Regions from separate parts of the Homo sapiens genome. Here region 1 is linked to region 2. The links are chromatin contacts, found by Hi-C in ENCODE. All regions are on one chromosome and are shown on one strand. The core of a region is the stretch at or near the end of the contact, and the rest is flanking DNA. Distances in the headings are between cores, read along the strand shown.

Region 1 (3,192 bases), core at 1-2,500, 380 kb before region 2:
CTTGGCAACTAACTTGACTTGCGTAGCTTGTGTAGAGGGGATTCAAAGTCTCCAAATAGAAGTGTGAACATTAATTCTCCAACCCATGGTCTTGAGCTGATCCAACCTATGGCTGATTCTGCATTGCAGCTGATTAGCAGATCAGCACTCTCACCATGTGAAAGTCTTCCAATAGATGCCATCATTGCCTTGAATCGTCTCTGAACTTGGAGACTGCTGGTGCAAATCTTATCACTTGATCCAGCCGCAATGCCTATCAAAAGGTCACAGCAGTGGCGGAGAACTGATGACTTCTCAAGGGCAATAAAGTTAGGCATATCTTTGAATCTGCTAGCATAAGGAGTACCCCTTTCCTCGTTCTCATTCCCAACCACAGTATTAGACCTCTTGCTCACACCAACACTCAGTAATGCCTGGTGTAACCCATCAAATATGAAACACAAGAATACTAAACTTGGGGTCACAGGGTGGAAATGAGATTTATGTGCTGGGTCTAGCATAGACTTGGCTGCTTTTTTAATGTCCTTAATATCCCCAATGCTGGGTTGGGGTTCCAATGCATCCAGTGGATACTGTCTGTTTTTCCCAGATAGCTCAAATCTTCCTTGAAGGTCAGGGAGCCCACTCCTGTCCATTGCGTCATCTCCTGGGCTGCTGGGCTGTGAGTCCTTTCTTAGATGAGACATTGTGGAAAATTGGTTCCGACTTAATTCTTTAATTTTGTTAAGAATCATAGGTCTAAAAGATCTTTTGTAAGATCTGTCACAGACCCAAACAAAAAGACTGTGAGAATTAACATAAGCATACAATTTAAGAAAATAACCCATTATTAGTCGCTATGACTTGACTCTGCACTTCTTTACCATTTTTCCAAAATACCTCACGTTCATGAGCAAAACAAAACATATTTTGCTTCATAAAAGAAATTTTTATCATGTATACATTTTAATAGTTTTTCTGTCAAGAAATATAGTATGGGATTATTTTAGTATCTTATTTAGCAACATAACTATATTCTTGGGAACATTCTAAAAACAAATTGACTGGGCTGGGTGTGGTGGTTCACATCTGTAATCTCAGCACTTTGGAAGGCCAAGGCGGGAGGATCACTAGAGTTTAAGGCTGCAGTGAGCTATGATCACTCATCACCGCACTCCAGCCTGGGTAACAGAGTAGTCTATGAAAGCAGAGCCAGATTAACCTTAAACCAATGGTTCTCAGCAGGGGACAACCTCCCCTCCCTGCCTTTCACATCTCCAAGAGACATTTGGCAATGTCTAAAGATATTTGGAGAGGGGAACACTACTGGCATAAGTGGGTAGAGGTCAAGGACAGTGCTAAACCTCTTATAATCCCCAGGACACCCACTCACAACAGAATTATCTGGTACAAAATGTCCATAGTTCCAAGGTTGAGAAATTGTATCCAAATTTAATTCTTACTTTGCTATATCTAAATCTTGACAACTGGAAATATTTTCCATCATAAAGAGAAAAGCCATCAAGTAGTTATTCCAAACATGGGAATTATGCCCTAGAGACACCCTGGAAAGGCATCTAGAATGGCATCTCAGGGCAATGAGTGCCACCACAGTATGTAAATCCAACAATATTAAAATTACAGTAAATCACCAATCTCTTTAATCCAAATCTCTTTAATGGAAAAAACATATAGATAATGTTATTAGTAATATTCTACTTTGGGGACTGAATGGTAGGTTCACAAGTATGTTATCACACTTAATTACATATTAAATAAATTCAGTCTATTTTAAGAATAATATATTAGAAGCAATAAAATGATTAAATATAGTAAATAATATACTAGAAATAGAAAAAATATACTTACTCTGAAGAAGGATAAACACAGCTAACAACCATCACATTCTGCAATAACAAAAATCAGTGATTTAGTATGAAGAAAAGTACTACAACATAAAGTTTCATCATTTTTGTTTCTAAAATCACTCTGGTGGGTTAAATTCCCATTGATTCTAATTTTGCTAGTAAAGGAAAATGGTTAAAAATGAAAACTGGTGAAACAGCAAAAACTAAAACAATAACAAAGGACCAAAAGAGAATATCCTACTCAGCCACTAATTTTTTTTTTCCTATACTTATTTTTTACCCTAATCTAGTTATTCTAGACCCGTAACATCATACACTATACGTAGTAGAGTAACTAAGCTCAGATGGAATCAACAAAGATGTTGAGAGATTGAAGTACTTAAGACATATGTAATTGATTTTCCTTACAAAGCAACACCCAATCCACGGCTTGTTGTGTTGCATCATATATCCCACAGAAAGAGACTCAAACCTTTTTTGTAATATATTTATGATCTTCCCAGTAAAAATAACTTTACTAATATTCAGTGTTCACTGAAAGTTTAGTATGAGTCACAGTAAGTGTTTTGCATTTAATCCCCCTCCCAGCCCTATTATTAACCACATTTTACAGAGGAGAAAACTAACTGGCCCAAGGTCACACAACTATGAAACACTGCAACCCTGATTTAAAGGCAGGGCACCTGGTATGACTACTGTAACATATTGCTACTTTATCTGAAAATCTCCAAAATGTAATTATTACAACTCCTGGAGCTGAAAAGTAAGTACTGATGAGCCATCTCAGTTTCCTGGCCTTTGGGGATATTATTCAATTGAGTGTACAGAGGATCAACAAAATATATTAATCCAGTATGGCCACAAAAACTACTGTAAATCACTATGTAATGGTTTTTGATTCCTGTTCCCAGGGTAAAATAAAGTGGATTTGAACCAGATCCTTAAATGAACAGGGGAGTGTTTCCGGACCAACCATCAACTGAAAATTAGAACTCATTAGTCCAATCTTGGTTCTCACAGGGCTTCCTTCATTTTTCACTCAAGACAAGTCAATTTCTTACTTTTCATTCCCTTAAACACCTTGAATCTTTGTTCTTCACACCATTTCCTTTTTTTTTTTTTTTTCTGAGACAGAGTCTCACTTTGTTGCCCAGGCTGGAGTGCAATGGTGCCATCTCAGCTCTCTGCAACCTCCGTCTCCCAGGTTCTAGCAATTCTCCTGCCTCAGCCTCCTGGGTAGCTAGGATTACAGGCGTGCACCACCACGCCCGGCTAGTTTTTGTATTTTTTGCAGAGACAGGGTTTCACCATGTTGGCCAGCCTGGTCTCGAACTCCTGACCGTGA
Region 2 (3,234 bases), core at 124-2,623:
GGAGCAAAATTCCATAGGATCCACAAGAGAGGAGTCATTGGCAATTTTCATAAGGACAGTTCCCCTTGTGATATATGGGAAGAAGGCAGATGGCAGAGTTGAAGAATAAGAAGGAGGTGAGAGAGTGATGAATGAATGAATAGCATTCCAGCAAAGTCTTCACATGCCTCCTCTAGGTCTGCTAATTCTGGAGATTCAGAATGGATTTGCCAAGAAAACTCCCAACGACCAGCCAGGAGAGGAATCTTTTCCACCAAGCTCTCTCTGTTTCAGAAAATAACCAATGTGTGTGTTGACCTCAGCATCCCTCCCTAGCAACCAGCATCTGTGTTTAAATTCGTGGGGGAGGGGTGCTATTATCTTGTGGCTATCCACACAGCTTCTGTGGTTACATCTGTTGTTTTTGTCTGTACAATAGCCATTTGTCATCATTTGGCTATTAACACCTCGATCTGGCTGGGACTCACTCCTTATCCCTGGCTCTGGGGATGGCACGTGTCCCAACCGTGGCCAATAAGACTCAGGCCTGAGATTTTTTGGAAACTATTGAGAAAGAGAAGCACCCCTTAGGCAGGGATGGCTGCCACCACCCCTATTAGGACTGGAGACATCCTGCCAGCAGAGACAGAAACAGATCCAAGAGACAGAGGGAGAAAAACAGTCTTGATAGCACTTCATGAGCTCCTGGATCCAGCCATGCCTGATACCATTTAATCCTTGGGCTTTTCAATTACATGAGTCAGTAAATTATCTATGTTTGCCTGTCAGAAAGGGTTTTGTGAGTTCTAGCACTGAACGAATGGTCCCAGCAGGAACAAACTGCCTAGGGATGGGGGCATAGGAGTGGAGTTGGTGGAGGAGGTTTACTTGATTTCCCCTCAGACATTTCACCAGGCATCTCATCCCCCAAGTTGCTACCTTAGCAATTCTCCCTCCTTTTTGCAGTCATCCTTCCTATTGTTTTTGCTTGTATTCCTATCTTTTTGTAAACTCCTCCTTGCTTAAAAAGCAGCATCTGAGATGCTGGCCTGAGGCCGTCTGCCCTTCCCAAGAGAATACACATGCTTGCTATTCTTTACAGTAAAACCAAGGTCCACATTGTGTTTCCCCAGGGCTCCCAGAACCTGAGTTGAGAGGTGGGGATTTTGCAGGGACTCCATCAGTGTGCAGCATCTGTACCTGCCTCCAGCGACTGCTGACACGAGCGGCCACATCTCCACACTTTCGCCCCACTACCTTATGTGTGCCACAACCCCTCCAACAATGCAAACTCTTGTTCATTTGCTCAGAACATGAATGAATCATGCCAGGGAAACTCCTGGCCACTGGACCACATTTTGCTGTGTTAGCAATAAACATCCCTTCATATTGTCATCATAGCCACAGGGGAAGACAGAGGTCTCCTGGCAGAGGAAGGGCGTGACACATTCCGCACTCTTTCTACTCCCTCCCTATGTCAGCCCTGATCTTTGTTTCCTTCTTTTTGCTTCAGAGCAAGCCTCCTTCTAAGGCCTTTAATTCCATGGATCATATTTTCTGTCTAGCTTCCATTTAATGGCCTGTCATGGGCCCATACCATGCCAGCTCCTGGGCGTAGTGGGGTTTGTGTATTTCAGTGTGGGCTTGCAGAATGACCCTGCATTATTTACTTTCCATCCTCATTGAGAATTATCAGGCTTAGGTGGGTTCCTCCCACCCTTCTTGAACTCTTCTTCCTATCCTCCATCCACCCTCTTCCCTCTATTTTATTCTTCCTGTCTGTCTTTCCTTCTCTCTTTCCTTCCTTTATTTTTTCCGTTTCTGTCGCTTCCTGTCTCCCCCCATGCCCTGGACTTTGGTCCTGTGGTTCCAGTAAAAGGAAAACATAGGGAATAATACGAAAAGCAGCCAGGCTTAGCCAATAAATCCTCTAATGCTTGTAATGGTTTTATTTTCTTCATGTTCATTCTAGTTTAAGAGGTCAATCAACATCTTTGAAATGCTTGTGGTTTACTACATGGAATCTTTAATTGAGGCACAGAAAACTCCTCTCTCCCTCTCTCCGTCTTCCTTCCCTCTCTCTCTTCCTTTCATTTGTTTAATAAATGTTTTTTGAGGGTTTTTTCTGGGGCAGGCCCTGGGCTAACTGCTAGGAATGGTGACTAGAAACATGGGTATGATCCTTGCTCTGATGATCTTACATCTATTGGGAGACACATGTTTTCACCAGATAATTCCACGTAAATGTATTCTCATAACCTCAGCAAATGCTTTGAGTTTCCACGATGGTCTACAGAGACACTGACCCCGACTATGGAGGTGTGGAGGGTTCCTCAAGGAGCTGATTTGAAGGATGAGTTTGCTTTTCTTTTTTTTGAGGGGTGAGGCGGGATGAAATCTCGTTCTGTCCCCCAGGTTGGAGTGCAGTGGCGTGTTCTCGTCTCACTGCAACCTTCGCCTCTCGGGTTCAAGCGATTCTCCCACCTCAGTCTCCCAAGTAGCTGAGACTACAGGCACCTTCCACCATGCATGGCTGATTTGTGTATTTTTAGAAGAAATGGGGTTTGACTATATTGGCCAGGCTGGTCTTGAACTCTTGACCTCAAGTGATCTGCCTGCCTCAGCCTCCTAATGTGTTAGGATTACAGGCATGAGCCACTGCCCCTGGCTTGAAGGGTGAGTTTTCTAGGTGAAGATCAGAGGAAAGAGCATTCCAAGCAGAAGGAACAGAATATGCAAAGGTCCTGGGGTGAGAGGAAGCAAAGCACCTTCATGGAATGTAAGAACAGTGTTACTGGGACAGAGAATGGAGAAGAAGAGGCCAGCGGGTGAACGGGGGCCAGATGTTCAGGACCTTTACCCTAGGTAAGAGTTTGGGTCTTCACTCCAAAAGCAAAGGAATGCCATGGCAGAGTTTCACCTGCCAGTGGAGGTGAGTGGGGATAATCAGTGCTGCATTCCTAAGCTCCAGCCTGGCTCTTGCTGCAATCTGGGTCGGGACGGGAGGCTCCTTGGGTGACCTGGGTGTGCTGGGTCAGATGTGGCATTGGTGCCAGGGTCTGGATTGAGGGTGCCAGGTTATTGTTCTGGCTTTTGGAAAGGGAGATAATCCTGCCTATAAACTTCCTGCGTGGGTTAGAGGATCCTATGAGATTAGCAGGTGGAAGAAGCATCACTGAGTACTGATGAGACCTTTGAACTGGAGACAGACATATTTGACTTTGTTAGGAGATCTTGGGCGGGTTTGCAGTTTCT

What was found. A loop is a pair of places that touch in the nucleus more often than their neighbours do. Pooled maps may share reads with other maps.
Region 1: a pooled map of heart right ventricle shows a loop between it and region 2 (2.2-fold over the local background). The contact joins the promoter of EBLN2 here to the enhancer-like site in region 2. A Hi-C loop is called at or near these places in 4 of 168 maps with a recorded cell type or tissue (CD4-positive, alpha-beta T cell, CD8-positive, alpha-beta T cell and naive thymus-derived CD4-positive, alpha-beta T cell), 4 of 37 single-sample maps with no recorded cell type and 10 of 50 pooled maps.

Annotation. Positions count from the first base shown.
Region 1 is chr3:73,059,717-73,062,908 of GRCh38, reverse strand. It overlaps EBLN2 (endogenous Bornavirus like nucleoprotein 2), which reads right to left and starts at 1,250. Exons shown (of 1, transcript NM_018029.4): 1 at 1-1,250. The coding sequence starts at 827. The coding sequence ends at 9. It overlaps PPP4R2 (protein phosphatase 4 regulatory subunit 2), which reads right to left. Exons shown (of 9, transcript NM_174907.4): 5 at 1,849-1,886.
Region 2 is chr3:72,677,175-72,680,408 of GRCh38, reverse strand. All of the region lies in intron 5 of LOC105377161 (a long non-coding RNA gene), which reads left to right. Among named protein-coding and RNA genes, the nearest start is that of SHQ1, 170 kb to the left of the region's middle. Within about 2 kb of position 1,373, at least 2 of the 41 ENCODE cell types and tissues checked have a DNase peak (open chromatin) inside an H3K27ac peak, as active enhancers do.